2 separate regions of the Homo sapiens genome follow, and region 1 is linked to region 2. A link is an interaction called in ENCODE POLR2A ChIA-PET data of the cell type or tissue named here. Cell type or tissue: MCF 10A. All regions are shown on one strand. Links, peaks and the distances in the headings refer to the core of each region. The heading gives the core; the rest is flanking DNA.

Evidence for each region. Peaks named below come from ENCODE experiments on the same cell type or tissue, not always from the same donor. Only the 100,000 strongest peaks of a DNase experiment are listed, where the experiment ranks them.
Region 1: POLR2A ChIA-PET joins it to region 2 with 5 read pairs; 2 of 35 experiments call an interaction of 5 or more read pairs at or near these places.

The regions. Positions count from the first base shown.
Region 1 is chr1:226,969,844-226,977,640 of GRCh38, forward strand. It overlaps COQ8A (coenzyme Q8A), which reads left to right. Exons shown (of 15, transcript NM_020247.5): 5 at 7,606-7,680. Among named protein-coding and RNA genes, the nearest start is that of COQ8A, 33 kb to the left of the region's middle. RefSeq lists a silencer at 1,991-2,191 and an enhancer at 3,985-4,598. In MCF 10A, for the core only: no CTCF peak of the experiment used is centred there; DNase peaks (open chromatin) are centred at 4,188 and 4,428.
Region 2 is chr1:227,252,531-227,260,327 of GRCh38, forward strand. CDC42BPA (CDC42 binding protein kinase alpha) reads right to left here. Exons shown (of 37, transcript NM_001394014.1): 2 at 1,534-1,625. Among named protein-coding and RNA genes, the nearest start is that of CDC42BPA, 62 kb to the right of the region's middle. In MCF 10A, for the core only: no CTCF peak of the experiment used is centred there; no DNase peak of the experiment used is centred there.

The sequences.
Region 1 (7,797 bases), core at 1,374-6,373, 280 kb before region 2:
TTGGAGTTTATATCTACTACCTTAGTTTTTGTTTGTTTACTATTTGACCTGTCTGTTATGTCCCCCTTTTTCTCACCTGTTTTGCCTTCTTTTAAATTAATCAAGGACTTAAAATTATAGTCATGCGTCTCTCTTTTTTTTTGGAGACAGTCTCGCTCGGTCACCCAGGCTGGAGTGCAGCGGCGTGATCTCGGCTCACAGCAACCTCAGGCAATTCCCATGCCTCAGCCACTCGAATAGCTGGAATTACAGGTGTGTGCTGCCATGCCCGGCTAATTTTTGTAGTTTTAGCGGAGACAGGGTTTTGCCATGTTGGCCAGGCTGTTCTTGAACTCCTGGCCTCAAGTGATCCACCTGCCTCAACCTTCCAAAGTGCTGGGATTAAAGGCATGAGCCACCGCACCTGGCCCTCATGTGTGTCTTAACAAGGATTCAGTCCGAGAAATGTGTCGTTAGGCAGTTTCATCATTGTGTGAACATCATAGAGTGTACTTACACAAACCTAGATGGTATAGCCTGCTACATGCCTAGGCTGTATGGCATAGCCTGTTGCTCCTAGGCTACAAACCTTTACAACATGTTACTGTACTGAATACAGTAGATAACTGTAATACAACGGTATTTGTGTACCTAAACATAGAAAAGGTATAGTAAAAATATGATACAATCTATCACTGTCGTATATGCAGTCCGTTGACTGAAATGTTACATGATGCGTGACCGTGCATGTTCTCTCTTTGTTAGCTCTTATGTTTTACATTCCTTTACGGTTCTTTTGGTGATCACTCTTGAGATTACAGCACGCATCTTGACTTATTACAATATAAAAATAAGTGATTATTTTTACTACTTCTCCAATGATGCTAATACCTTAGAACACTTTTTAGATATTAAGATATATTAAACACCACAAGAATTATTTCTTTGTACAGCCCATATGAATTTAGATTTACCCACATATTTGCCCTTTTTTGTGTTTCTTTCTTCCTGCATTTCTATAATTTTATTTGGTATAATTTTCTTTTTCTCTGAGGAACTCTCCTCTCTCTTACAGTGTAGTCTGTTAATCATGAATTCTTTTAGTTTTTATTTATTTTTTATTGATTTATTTTTTGAGATGAAGTTTTGCTCTTGTCACCCAGGCTGGAGTGCAATGGCGTGATCTCGACTCACTGCAACCTCTGCCTCCCGGGTTCAGGTGATTCTCCTGCCTCAGCCTCCTGAGTAGCTGGGATTACAGGTGCATGCCACCACACCCAGCTAATTTTTGTATTTTTAGCAGAGATGGGGTTTTGCCATGTTGGCCAGGCTGATCTCGAACTCCTGACCTCAGGTGATCCACCCACCTCTGCCTCCCAAAGTGCTGGGATTACAGGCATGAGCCACCACACCCGACCTAGTTTTTATTTTTTTGAAAATGTCATTATAGCTGGGCACGGTGGCTCATGCCTGTAATCCCAGCACTTTGGGAGGTCAGGGTGGGTGGATCATGAGGTCAAGAGATCGAGACGATCCTGGCTAACACGGTGAAACCCCATCTCTACTAAAAGTACAAAAAGTTAGCTGGGCGTGGTGGTGGGTACCTGTAATCCCAGCTACTTGGGAGGCTGAGGCAGGAGAATCACTTGAACTGGGGAGGTGGAGGTTGCAGTGAGCCAAGATGGCGGCGTTGCACTCCAGCCTGGATGACAGCTCCATCTCAAAAAGAAAAAGAAAAAAAAGAAAAAAGAGAATATATCATCATACTTTATTTTTTTAAGGTATTTTTGCTGGGTAGAATATTCGATGTTGAAAATGTGTTTCCTTTGATCACTTTAATAATATTCCTCTATTGTTTTCTTACTTTGATTGTTTTTTTGAAAATGTGGCTATCAGTTATATTGCTGCTTCTTTGAAAGTTATGTCTTATTTCTTTTCTCTGGCTGCTTTTACGATTTCCTTTTTGTTTTTGTTCTCTAGCAGTTTGACTGTGACATGCTTGAGTGTGGTTTGCTTTGTATTTATTCTGCTTGGGGTTTACAGAGCATCTTGAACTGTGGCTTCCATCAGTTTTGGAAAATTTTGATCATTTCTTCAAATACTGTATCTGTACTATTCTCTCCTCTCTTTCTGGGACTCCAATTACACATATGTTAGATCTTTTCCCTCTGTCCCCTGTGTCTCCTTTGCTCTTTTCTGTATTTTCCATGCCTTTTTCCATTTATCCTTCAGTCTTGCAGGTTTAGAGGAGATGACTTATCTCCTCTGTACCTATACATTGAGAAATGGACACCTACAGAAGTGAGACTTTAATGGATAGAGGAGGCACTAGAGAAGACTTGCCAGAAGGAGTTGAGCACTGCTTTGTGCATAGCTCTGTGGTGGTTCCTGGGGCCTTCACACAGGAACTTACAATCCACATCATTAAGGCAGAAGGGGAGAGAGGAAAAGGGGAGAGAGGAAGACAGGAAACAAAAAGTAAAGAAAGAGGAAGCAATAATATTATTTGATTCTGTGTAGAAAGGATTTTGAAATTTGACCTGTGAAAACAAGGAGATGCTCATATGAGAAAAAGCAGGTCAGTGGGCCAGGAATGAAGAGTAGAGGGAATGGACCTTTGGGTATCCTATTATTTTTAAAAGGTAAAAGGTTGGGGGTCCCTTACTCCCAGAAAAATACTTTGCTTTTAAATATAGCTTATGAGACTCTATTGGGTTTCCTAAGAGGTAAGGTAACTCTCTTATGTTAGAAAACAGGCATTGCTTAGGCTGTTGGCTCTTGTTGCTTAATTTCCCAAAGATGCCAGTACACTTCGGATACTGTTAATACACCAGCAGCAAAGCTCTCTCTGGGACCATTGTGCCCCATCCCCCCAAACTTTTGTGTCCCTCATCTCAGTGGTAAAATTTAAAACAAACATTGGGTGAATGGGCTTGGGGTGGTTATTTTTAAAATTTTGCATGTAAGGACATTTAAAACAAAGCACCACTTTATACCATCACTTTATTTATCTTTTCAAAAGGACATTTTAACAGTGCAAAAGTATAAAGTACGTGCTTTAAGACAGAGGAGAATAAATGGAATAACTTAGTTTTGTGAAAGACTCACAGTATCACTTGGTTTCTGGACACGGTTCGAGACCTGGCTGTGGCTTGCTGTGGCCTTGAGAGCCATCCCACAGCAGCAATGCTGTTGGACCCTTTGGCTGGGACCTTCAGGACCCCCTGCAACAGCACTGTGTGCCCTAACCTGCTGGCATGATGCCCCTTTGTTGACAGGGCTGCATACAAGGCCAGCGACAAGTGGCAGGCAGTGACGCCAGCCTGATTTGCTGAGGGCACACGCCATGCTTCCTGCAGTGCCAGTGCTCTTCTGGGTCCACTTTGCAGCAGGATAGATGTGTTCTAGATCCAAGAGTTCTGCACCCTCAGCAGGGGTGCGGGAGTGTAGTTTTTTGCCTTCTCAGGAGCCTCCTTGGAAAGGGGCTTTTCTGTGTATTTCAGGAGCTCTGTGTTGGAGATGAGAGAGGTTCTTATTCTCTCCTGTTACAGATGAGGAAGCTGAGCCAAGAAGAAGCATATGGCCCAGGGCCATATGGTTATTTGTGACATCCCTGGGACTAGAGCCCAGGCCTCTGTGGTGTGTGTGGAAGTCTGAGCCTGGCCAGGCTCTGTAATTAGGCCCCAGAGGGGCTATAGGGCTTCCCTTCCCCCACCAGTCCAGTTCTGGGAACAGAGGGACAGATCCTGAGAACCTGTGAGAGCAGCCGCTAGGAACTCCTCTCGCCTTCCCGTGCCCCTTCCTGCCATGCTGGGGGCTGCAGCCCCCTCCCCAGGCCCCCTGTCCTCCCCTGAGGCTGGGGGCAGCTGGAGGATGCCAGGTGGTGATAGAGAAAGACTGAACACTGGGGATTCAGGAACACCTTGAAGCAAAGGGAAGCCTCCTGGGCTGCTGCATTTTCTGTGGGGATTTCTTGTCTATTAGATGAGGATTGTTGGATGCCTCAGTAAAAGCTGGGCTTAGCGCAGCGCCTGGTTTATAGTTTGCTGCTGTTTAGCTGTATCTTTACCCCTTGCTGGTAGAGAAACTCCCCCGAGCCCTTCTCTGTAAACAGGCCTAGTTTCTGGCAGGTAAAGCCAAAGCCCCAAGGAACTTTACTTACTCACCCCTGCCCTTAAGCACTTTTCACCCAGCCTGCTAGGAAGGGCCCTGTTTGTTGGAAGTTGTTTGATGTTTTGCTTTTTTTAACCTCCTGGTGTCCATCTGGGCAGAAGCCGAGTGACTGCCCACAGGAGGGCCCTGTTTGGCTCTGATGACCTCCTAGAGGGACTTTTGGGAGGATGGGGCCTTGTGGGGGACTGGGCTCCAGAAGTCATAGGAGGTTGGCCTGCAGCCTGTGTTCCTGCCTGGGGGAGAGCCTGCCCCTCCCTCCCCTGTCATTCCTTCATTGCATAACTTCTCTCGGAGAAACATGTCAGAAGCTTTCCTGGAACAGGCCAGGAGGGAAGCAAGGCTGCTCACAGTGGCTTTAGAGCCTGGAGCTTGTGCTGGGGCTGGTTTTCCTCCAGGACGACCTTGCTGGCCACGTGGGCCAAGCCGGGGGCGCTCTTAGAATGTGGATCTGAGCAGGGAGAGGTGTGAGGTGTCCTGAGGGCTGTGGGGGTGCCGAGTGGGGTCCCACGAGGACCCGGGGAGTGCCGGCTGAGGTGCTCATCTTCTGGAGTTGCCTCCAGTGCTGGCTGGTTCTAATGGAGGGCAGAGGCTGGCCTGGGTTCCTGAGCAATGCGCTGAGTCTGGGGCGGGAGGGCCTCAGTTTATTCTGGGTTCACTGGTGCAGGAGCTCGTGAGGCCAAGGTCAGGGTTGCTGGCCAGCTGGGCTGGTTTCTGTCCCCTGGGGAGCCTGCCTGTCTGTCAGTGGGCAGCGCCTTGGCCTGGCACTGGGCTGGTCGGTCCTGAGGGACGTGTGGGGCCTGAGGCCTCCTCTGTGGAATGTTCTTTTGGTCATTTGTTTAATAACAGGTCCTTGCCAGTGGAGAGCTGTGTGCCTGAAAGTGGCCAGAGAACAGTTTGAGGGGGGTCCTGATGGAGGGTGATGAGGGGGACACACCTCTGCCTGCAGAAGGAGGAGCTCAATGTGGCCCACCCTACAGCTGTGGCATCTCCGGTAACCTGTGGATCCACCTGCCCCTCTCGTGGGCTTGTCTCTGGACTTGCTTCAGGCAGAGAAGAATCCAGACACAGAGAGACATTGGTGAAGGTCACTGCAGTGCACAGGCTAATGTTGCCTGTCTCCGTTTATTTCGCTAAGTCAGATCGTGTGCTCGAGTGCTGGCAGGGCAGAGGTGGGCAGGCATCAGGGAGTTAATGTTTAAACGGGGACTGTGTCTCCCAGCTCTGAGCCCAGGGCTTTCTACAGCGAGAGAAAGAGCTGATGTACCTGCCAGGCACCCCCATCCCAACACAGCAGACATCTGTACCATGTGTGTTGTCACTCCTGAGGGCCAGGAGGCTCAGCTTATCCTGCCCCATGCTGCCCAGTACGGAGCCGCCAGCCGCACGGGGCCTTGGAAATGCGGCTGGTCCACAGTGGGATGTGCTGAGTATAAAACACACATGGTGTTTGGAGACTTTGTGCACACACACAAGTGCAAAATATCTCTAATAATATTTATTTTGATTACTTGTTGAAATGATAACATTTTGGGTATATTAAGTAAATTATACTATTAGAATTCATTTTGCATGTTTCTTCTTGCCTTTTTCAGTGTGGCTGCTAGAAAAGTAACAATTATATGTGTGGCTTGCCTTCTATTTCTTTTGTTCTGCGCCGGCCCAGCCTTTTTGAATAGAGTCACGAGAACAACAGCAGCTGCTTGTGTGGCCTTTGTGTGTTCCTGGCCCGGCGAGTGCTCTACTCACGCCCGCACGACAGCCTGTGAGGCAGGGGCTGCCCAGACTGCTGGGGACGTGGAGGGTGCACTGTTGCCCAGGTGTGGGTAAAAATGTATCGCAAAAACATTTTTTTAAAAATTGAGTTGTCTTCTTTTTAGTTTTAAAATGTACTTTTCATTAAATTTTCAACAAGTTCTGTATTTTTCATAAAAGTCATGCATAATCACTGTAGAGAATTTGGAAACATGCAAGCAGATGCCAGTTTCCTTGCGCCTTAAACAGAGCGTCCTGGTGTGAGCCCTCTCCCCCAACAGCCCCCTGCTGCGATGTTGCCTGGCTGCCGGGCAGTGGGGCTGTGGCGCTGCGATGTTGTCTGACTGCGGGGCTGTGGGACTGCGATGTTGCCTGGCTGTGGGGCTGCGGGACTGCGGGGCTGTGGGACTGCGATGTTGCCTGGCTGCGGGGCTGCGGGACTGCGGGGCTGTGGGACTGCGATGTTGCCTGGCTGCGGGGCTGTGGGACTGCGGGGCTGTGGGACTGCGATGTTGCCTGGCTGCGGGGCTGCAGGGCTGCGGGACTGCGGGGCTGTGGGACTGCGATGTTGCCGGGCTGCGGGGCTGCGGGACTGCGGGGCTGTGGGACTGCGATGTTGCCTGGCTGCGGGGCTGTGGGACTGCGGGGCTGTGGGACTGCGATGTTGCCTGGCTTCGGGGCTGCGGGGCTGCGGGGCTGCGATGTTGCCCGGGTGCGGGGTGCGGGGCTCTCCGAGGCCGGCTCATCGTGCGGCCGCTCTGGTCTCAGCCCTGCCGGCCATGGTCACCGTGCCCAGCCAGGTGCTCTTCACCCTCTTTCTGCTCACCCATGCCTACCCGGAAAGCCAGCTACAGCTGGGTATAAAGGAAGAGAATACTGGCCCTGGGTGAGGTGTGGCATTAGTGGCACCTTCTGGGCTCCTGGGCAGGGGTGGGGAGTGGCTTTCTTGAGCAGCTGGGATCATTCATTGACTGATTTTTGGATAAATGAGGTGTTAGTGGACCTTGATTCGGAAGATTGTGAAAGAGGATAATGGGAAGGCCTGGCACCCCACGGTCCTCAGATGTCAGTGTTTGCCAGCCCCGCAGAAAGGGCAAGGTGGGCGAGAGGGCCTTCCATTACCCAGCGAGGGCTGCGCCTGAGCCCCGCGAGTTCCCCTGGCTTGGATTAGGGGGAGCCAAAAGTGTTCTCACTCTCACCACCAAGTGCTTTGTATGCCTGTGGCAACACCTTTCCTGTTCCAGTGAATTAGGGAAGTCTAGGTGATGGGAGGCTCTTCAGACAGACCTGAAGCGGGTGGTTGTGTTCTCAGGGTGCCCTGTGTGGTCGGGGTGACGTTGGTCTGTGGACCATCCCTGGTCCGTCTTCCCATTTGTGCTGGGTCCTTCCCAGGTGCTTCCCAGCTGGCATTACTTTGGGGTGTCCGTGTGCCCGTGAGCCTGTGAATTATCAAAGGTGATGGTGTGGAGTGGGGGATTCCTGAATCTTTTTCACTGAAACACCTACCTCGAGCCAAATGTTCTCTTAAAACAACAGGTGGCATCTCCCACCTTGTTCCCCACTTTTCAAAATGCTGGTGTGGCAGCGAGGGCCCCTGGTGCAAGCGGTGTCTGTGTGGTGCTGCCCCAGGCCTTGTGGGTGGGCGAGCGGGTGGCCCCAGCCCTGCGTGAGCACTGAGTGCCCGCCCCCTCCTCCTTGCAGGTCTGGCCGTGGGCCTGGGCTTCGGGGCACTGGCAGAGGTCGCCAAGAAGAGCCTGCGCTCCGAGGACCCCTCAGGTGAGCCGGGCCCTTCAGTGGGAGGGGCAGGGTGGGCCCCGGGAGGGTTGAGCCTGTCAGCCCCCAGCCCCACCTGTGCTCTGGGAGTGTCAGCCAGCTGGGCCGCATTTGCATGGG
Region 2 (7,797 bases), core at 1,692-6,691:
CTTGTAAGACCAGTATAACCAAGATACCAAAATCTGATCAGAACATTCGAAGTAGGAAAATTACAGGCCAATTTATCTGAAGAACACAGGTGCAAAGATCCTATCAACACACAAAAAGCACATGAAGTCCGTTGGTACATATAAAGGGGGTAACATATCACAAGTCAGTTGGGCTTATTTTAGGAATGCAAAGATTGTTTAACATCTGAAAATATAACAGCATAATTCAACACATTAACAAAGTAAAGGAGAAAAACCATGAGTGTCCCAAAAGATGCAGATAAAGTATTAATAAAATTCAACAAAATTCCTATTTGAAAAGTATAACAAGGTATAAGATCAATAAAATTAAATTCTACTTCTAACTACTACCAAGAAAACAATTAAGAAATGAAATTTCACAAACAATTCTAATTAAAATAATATCAAGACTATCACATATCCAGGAATAAATCTGCTGAAAGATGTGGAGGTCTTCTATACTGAATGAACACTACAAAACGGTATTGAGATAAATTTATAAAGCCCTAAATAAATGGAAGAATATACCACGTCTATGGATTAGGTGACTCAGTAGTATTGTTAAAATGCCAATTGTCTGCAAACTGATCTCCAGTTTCAATACAAACTTTACCCAAATTCCTGGAAAAAAGAGAGAGAGAGAGGAGACAAGAGAAGAGAGAGGAGAGAGAGAGGAGGGAGAGAGAGAAAGAGAGCGAGAGAGAGAGCGAGAGAGAGCGCGCGCGCGTGCGCGTGCATGTGTATCTTTACAAGTGAGTCGAAATTGAAAAACTGATTCTAAAATACTATGAAAATATCCTTTAGGAGGACAAGGTGGGCAGATCACTTGAGGTCAGGAATTTGAGACCCGCCTGACCAACACGGCAAAAACCCAACTTGACTAAAAATACAAAAATTAGCTGGGCCTGATGGCGGACGCCTGTAATCCCAGCTACTCGGGAGGCTGAAGCAGGAGAATCACTTGAATCCGGGAGGTGGAGGTTGTAGTGAGCCAAGATCATGCCACTGCGCTCCAGCCTGGGCAACAGAGGGAAACTCCATCTCAAAAATAAATAAATACATACATACATACATACATACATACATACATACATACATTCATACATAAAATAAAATACTATGAAAATATCAGGGGAGGAGAGATGGGAGAGGGGGAGAAAAAGGAAGTCAGAGTATATACACTACCAGGTATCAAGATTCCTTATAAACTAGAATAAGACAGACCAACAGAACAAAAGAAGAGTCTAGAAACACACTCATATTTACATTGACATATGAAGTACATGTGAAAACATGATCTTAGAAAAAATTCCCAGTAGAAATATTTCATTCAACACTTTATTTTCTGAGCTATTATATCAATCACAACAGCACAATCAATCACATCAATCACAACTTAACAAATATTGTTTAACAAGTAACAAGTAACAATACTTGTTAAATTCTCTCACAATTGTGTTCAACAGCTTCCAAAATAATTAGCAGACCTTCTATCAAATCTTAATCTCTTACCTCCCCAAAAGCTCCTCGACCAATCACCTTTAATATTTCAAAGTCTTCTCTATGTAATCGCATTTGTTTCACTTTAGAAGTAAATGGTTTAGCTGAAATGAAAGAGCAATATCAATTATTTTCTTAATAAAATGTGATGCAAATTAGATATAAATAATGGTGTTTCTTAGTTACACAAAAATTCAAATTATGATTTAAGAATTGTCAAAATATTTAAAAATCCCAAACTATATGAGAATAAACAGATTTAATTTCCCTAAGAAAACAATATATTTTCTTTTATTTCTTACATATGAATTACATTTTTGGTGAGAAATGTATGTTTAAACTCCAAATAACATATAAAAGAATGCAAAGCAAGGGGGATGTAAAAATGAGACCAGTTTTAACATTCTATCAGCATTAAATATATATTTTAACACAAAGATATAAAAAATAAAAGCAGATTTCATGGCACCAGAGAGCTCTTCAGCAATTCCCACCAAGTAAACTCATGTTTCTTTCACGCTCATTCATTTGTTCCTTTAAAATGCGTTAGCAAACGTCTACAGTATACAAAGCATGGTGGCAATGACTGGAGTTTTTAAAAATTTGATTATGATATGATACTTTCCTTCAAGAAACTCTTAGTCTTCATTCAAGAAAGACAAGTATGCATATATGCAGACACAAAATTTAATAATGTGATAAAGTTTTAAGTGCTTCAGAATTAGTGAGAATAGAACACTAATTATGTGGATACTAATGCTTCACACAAAGGAGATAACAGATAAATTGAACCTTGAGGACTAAATAGAATCTTGCTGCTTTGCCTGGGTTTGACAATGTAGATATTCCAGGCAAGAGGGAACAATATAAGCAAATGAAGAGAGGCGAGGAAGTGAATTTGGGGTGTTAATGGTAAATAATCCATGGTAAAGAATTGTGAGAAGAAATGCAAAGAAATAAGAGCTAGAAAATGGAAAAGGCTTTGAATTTCATTAAAGGAATTTAGATGTAATCTTATTAATAATTTTAACTGGTAAATTAAAAATGTTTAATGATTAGAGCAATTACATATTCTGCTGCCTCTAAGAGAAGTTTAAACGTGTCTCCTTTCCTCTCCTCAGGTCCCTCTTTATTCTAACACAAAAAGGAACTGATATGATTAAAGGATCATAATACATGGGTGTAGCTGTCTTCTCTCTTCCTTCCATGGAGCCAGAGTGTGATAAGATCAAAGATACATATTTGAGCATTAGGGGAGTGAAACAGATAGGTCATACAGTTTGCTCTGATCTAAAAGTATGCATTTAGCTCTAACTAGCTTCGAAAACGGGTATTCCACACTGCTTAGTCAAGTCCACTAGGGATTTCTGTATTTGTGTTTTGTAAGGAAAGGAAAGAGAGAGAGGATTTCTATCTGGAATTGACACAACAGAGAAGAGAAAGAGAAAAAAATTAGCTGAACGTGGTGGCATATGCCTGTAGTCCTTAGCTACACAGGAGGCTAAGGCAGGAGGATAACTTGAGCCCAGGTATTCGAGGCTGCAATGAGTCATGATCATACCACTGCACTCCTGCCTGGGCAAAACAGCAAGATCCTGTCTCTTAAAAAGCAGTAATAAAAGAATTAATAATAATAAAATTCCATTTGCAACAGCATCCAAAAGAATAAAGTACTTAAAGATAAATTTAACCAATGAGGTGAAAGACTTGTACATTGGAAACTACAGAATATTGCTGATAAAAATTAAAGAAGACTTAAATAAATGAAAAGACATCCAGTATTCTAGATTGGAAGAAGACTTAATATTGTTAATATGACAATGTTACCCAAAGCAATCCACAGATTCAAAGCAATCCCTATCAAAATTACAATGGCATTACAGAAATAGAAAAACTCATCCTAAAATTCATATGGAGAGAGAGAAAAGACAACCCATAGAATGGGAAAAGTATTTGCAAATCATGTATCTACTAAGGAATTAATACCAGAATATACAAAGAACTCCTACAAGTCAACAACAAAAAACCCCAATTCAAAAATGGGCAAAAGTTTTAATAAACATTTCTCCAAAGAAGATAAATAAAAATGAAAAAAGAATGAGTTCATGTCCTTTGCAGGGACATGGATGAAGCTGGAAACCATCATTCTCAACAAACTAACACAGGAACAGAAAACCAAATACCACATGTTCTCACTCATAAGTGGGAGATGAACAATGAGAACATACATGGACACAGGGAGGGGCACATCACACACTGGGGCCTGTTGGGGTGGGGGCCAAGAGGAGGGAAAGCATTAGATAAATAACTAATGCACGCGGGGCTTAAAACACAGATGACAGGTTGATAGGTGTAGCAAACCACCATGGCACATGTATACCTATGTAACAAACCTGCATGTTCTGCACATGTATCCCAGAACTTAAAAGTAAAATAATATATATATGAAGATATATAAAAATGGCCAAAACACATATGAAAAGATACTCAACATCACTAATCATTAAGGAAATGAAAACCAAAACCACAATGAGATACCACTTCACAACCTCTACAATAGCTGAATTTTTTAAATTAATTAAATAAAACAGAAAATAACAAGTGATGAAGAGGATGTGGAGAAACTGGAACCCTCATTCATTGCTAGAGGGGATATAAAATGTTACTGCTGCTTTGTAAAACAGTTGGGTAGTTCCTCAAAAAGCTAAACATAGATTTACCAACATATCCCAGCAATTCCATTCCTATGTACCCAAGAGAATCAAAAGAAGAGATTCAAACAGATATCTGTACAATGATGTTCATGACAGCATTATTCGCAGTAGCCAAAAGGTGGAAATTATCCAAATGTCCATCAAGAGATGAACAGATAAACAAAATGTGATATATATATACAGACACACACACACACACACACACACACACACACACACACACACCAGTATGTTAAGCAGCTTTAAAATGAAGTTAAGGTCTGATACGTGCTATAATGTGGATAAATCTTGAAAACATGCTAAGTAAAGTAAGACAGGCATTAAAAGGCAAATATATTATGTCACTTAAATGAAATATCTAGAATAGGCAAATTCATAGAGACAGAAAGTAGATTAAAGGTTACTAAGGGCTGGGGGACAGGAGAATGAAAACTTATGGCTTAATGGTTACAGAATTTCTCTTTGGATAATGAAAAAGTTTTAGAGACAGCTATGTGATGGTTGTTACATAATATTATAAATATAATTTAATGCCACTGAATTGTACATGTAAAAGTGGTCAAAATGGCAAATTTTGTTATATGTATTTTACCACAATTTTTAAAAATTAGTAAGATATCAAAACCACTGAATTGTATACTTCAAACAGGTGAATTGTTTGGTATGTCAATCATGTCAGTAAAGCTGTTTTAAAACAAAATAGGAAGATGCTGGGCACAGTGGCCTGTAATCCCAGCACTGTAGGAAGCCAAGGCGGGTGAATCACCTGAGGTCAGGAGTTCAAGACCAGCCTGGTCAACATGGTGAAACCCTGTCTCTACCAAAAATACAAAAATTAAATGGGCATGGTAGTAAATGGGCGCCTGTAATCCCAGCTACTTGGGAGGCTGAGGCAGGAGAATCACTAGAACCCAGGAGGCGGAGGTTGCAGTGAGCCAAGATTATGCCACTGCACTCCAGCCTGGGCGATTGAGTGAGACTCTGTCTCAAAAAAAAAAGGAAGAAAACTTTTTTAAAAATCACACGCAAGTTTGACAAGGTGGGTGAAACCTTTTTTAAAAAAAATTACACACAAGTTTGACAAGGTGGGAGATACATACAGACCTACTAGAACTAAAAATGGGGCCGGGTGTGGTGGTTCACGCCTGTATCCCAATACTTTGGGAGGCCAAAGCAGACGGATTGCTTGAGTCTAAGAGTTCAAGACCAGCGTGGGCAACGTGGCAAAACTCTGTCTCTACAAAAATACAAATATAAAAATCGGCCAGACACGGTGGCTTGTGCCTGCAGTCCCAGCTACTCAGGAGACTGAAGTGGGAGGGCCACTTTAGCCCAGGAGATGAAGGCTGCAGTAAGCTTAGAGGGCGCCACTACACTCCAGCCTGGGCAACAGGGTGAAACCCTGTCCGGGAAAAAAAAAAAAAAAAAAGAACTGAAAATGGGAGCCTGACTATCCCCCCAAATAATTGTAACACCAGTCTTCTATACTTAAAAGCAGTTTTGATTTCTACTATATCACAAAATCACAAAACAAAGGCATCCTTAAACCGAAACCTAGCTCCCCCACCCAGACTAAATCAGAAATTCAGAAAAAGTGTGCTGCAGAGCTGACACTTCAGGTAAATTATACCTATTGACTATTCTAATTTGGGGTAAATATGAACACAGAACAATAAATATTAACAATATTAAGTGTCTATACAGGGGTATACAGTTATCTTGTCATATGATGATACCCTAAGTAGTATAAAGAAAATGAATCAAAACAAAGCTAAGGGTTATACAAATCATTACTGAGCACTCCATTCATAATGTCTGGGATAATTTAAAAGATGCCTTAACAAGTTATAGCTGAGAGTTCAGAAATTCAATGATAGAACCAAAAGAATCATGTATCAATTACTTGAATATTTCTTATTTCTATGCTGCATTTGAAAAAAAACTGATTATACGTTCAACTTATTCCTGAAAAAAGTTCATTAGCAATATTTAACAAAAGTGCTTTTATACAAAGATATGTTCTTAAAAATTATATCCACCAAAAAGTTCATTTCAAGCACACTCTATGATTAAAATAATTTTGAATATAAAAGACAAATTGCAAAAGACTTTATATTCATTACAACAATTGAAAAAGATATAATAATCACTACGCTACTGCCCTTGACAAAAATCAAGGGCATATAAGGGACTAATCAGATCTGTTGCGCTGGTAGATAAATGACATGCTATTCTGAATAGATGCTATTAGTGATATTTCACAAAGTACTACATCATCTAATGATAACAATACCTTGACTTTCTTCAGTGCTGTATACTTAAATGACTTCACTTGTGGCACACACTTTCTGAGGTATCTGCCACGCCGCCTCCCTCCCTTTTTCTGAAAATCTCCCCCTCAGTTCTCAGGGGTGGGCCAAGTGCATATTGTGAGGCCCCATTTAACTGGCCAGTGTTAACTGAACCAATATGGAAATCTGACCTAAGCTGGGGGACAAGTAATTTCAAACCTAACTCAGAGTCAGTCTCTGCAGATGATTACAAGAATTAACATACAAACTCAGCAAGTGTTGAGGCAAACATCCTACTATGACTCTAAAAGCAAAAGAGAAAATCAGTTCCACATAATGAAAGAGAAAAACAAAGCAGATGCATAGAGAAAGGCAAAGACAATGAGAAAAGGAAGTGTTCCGATAGCTTCCTTATTCCCGGTGTTCTGGCGATTCCTGACATTTGATTGCATCCCCGCCTTGTATTTCCCGAACAAGCCTGAATCTTACACTAAATACTTGGTTTTTAGCTCACAACTAGACACGGTTAGCTTCCAAACTAATACGTAATTTAGTTATCATAAAATCCATAAGGTACATATTATTAACCCTCATTAATATTATAAGGCCTAAACATAGTATGTGACTTGCTGGCCTAAACTTGACTAGTAAGTCACAGTACTACTATGACACTGCTAGCTCAGAGAAGGACACACCAACTTAGAAGTAATAGCTTAGAAGTAATAGTTTTATGTAAATTATGACAACTTGTCCAAACTTCAAGAATGTGATATAAAAATAAACAAAACAGAATCCTTTAATCATTGTCTTAATGTACTCTAGTTTTAAAAGTACTTCTTGGCAAAACAAAAACAAAAACAAAAAAAATTGATTTGGTACTAAGGACAAACTTTCTGTGTGATAATAATAATCTTAGCAGGCATTATTTTATTGGGAGCCATCTAAGCCAAGTACCATACTAAGAACTTCCCATTTTACAGAAAAAAAAAAAAAAGGTTTAGAAAGATAATATAAATTCCTGAATATTAAATACCTAGTAAGTGGCAAAGACAGGATTAAAACTCAGATCTATCAGGCTCCAAAAGCCTTTCCAACATAACAAGTTGCCTCTTTATTCCCAAAAGGTTTGAAATAAATACAGATGCTGAAATTAAGAGATTCAAAAGTGAAATAATTCTAAGTTAAATAAAAAAGATCTCTGAAACTGAAAAGAACAAAGTATGTTTCTATGTGAGTTCCTAAAACACTGCCTGGGGTTCATTGTTTACTGT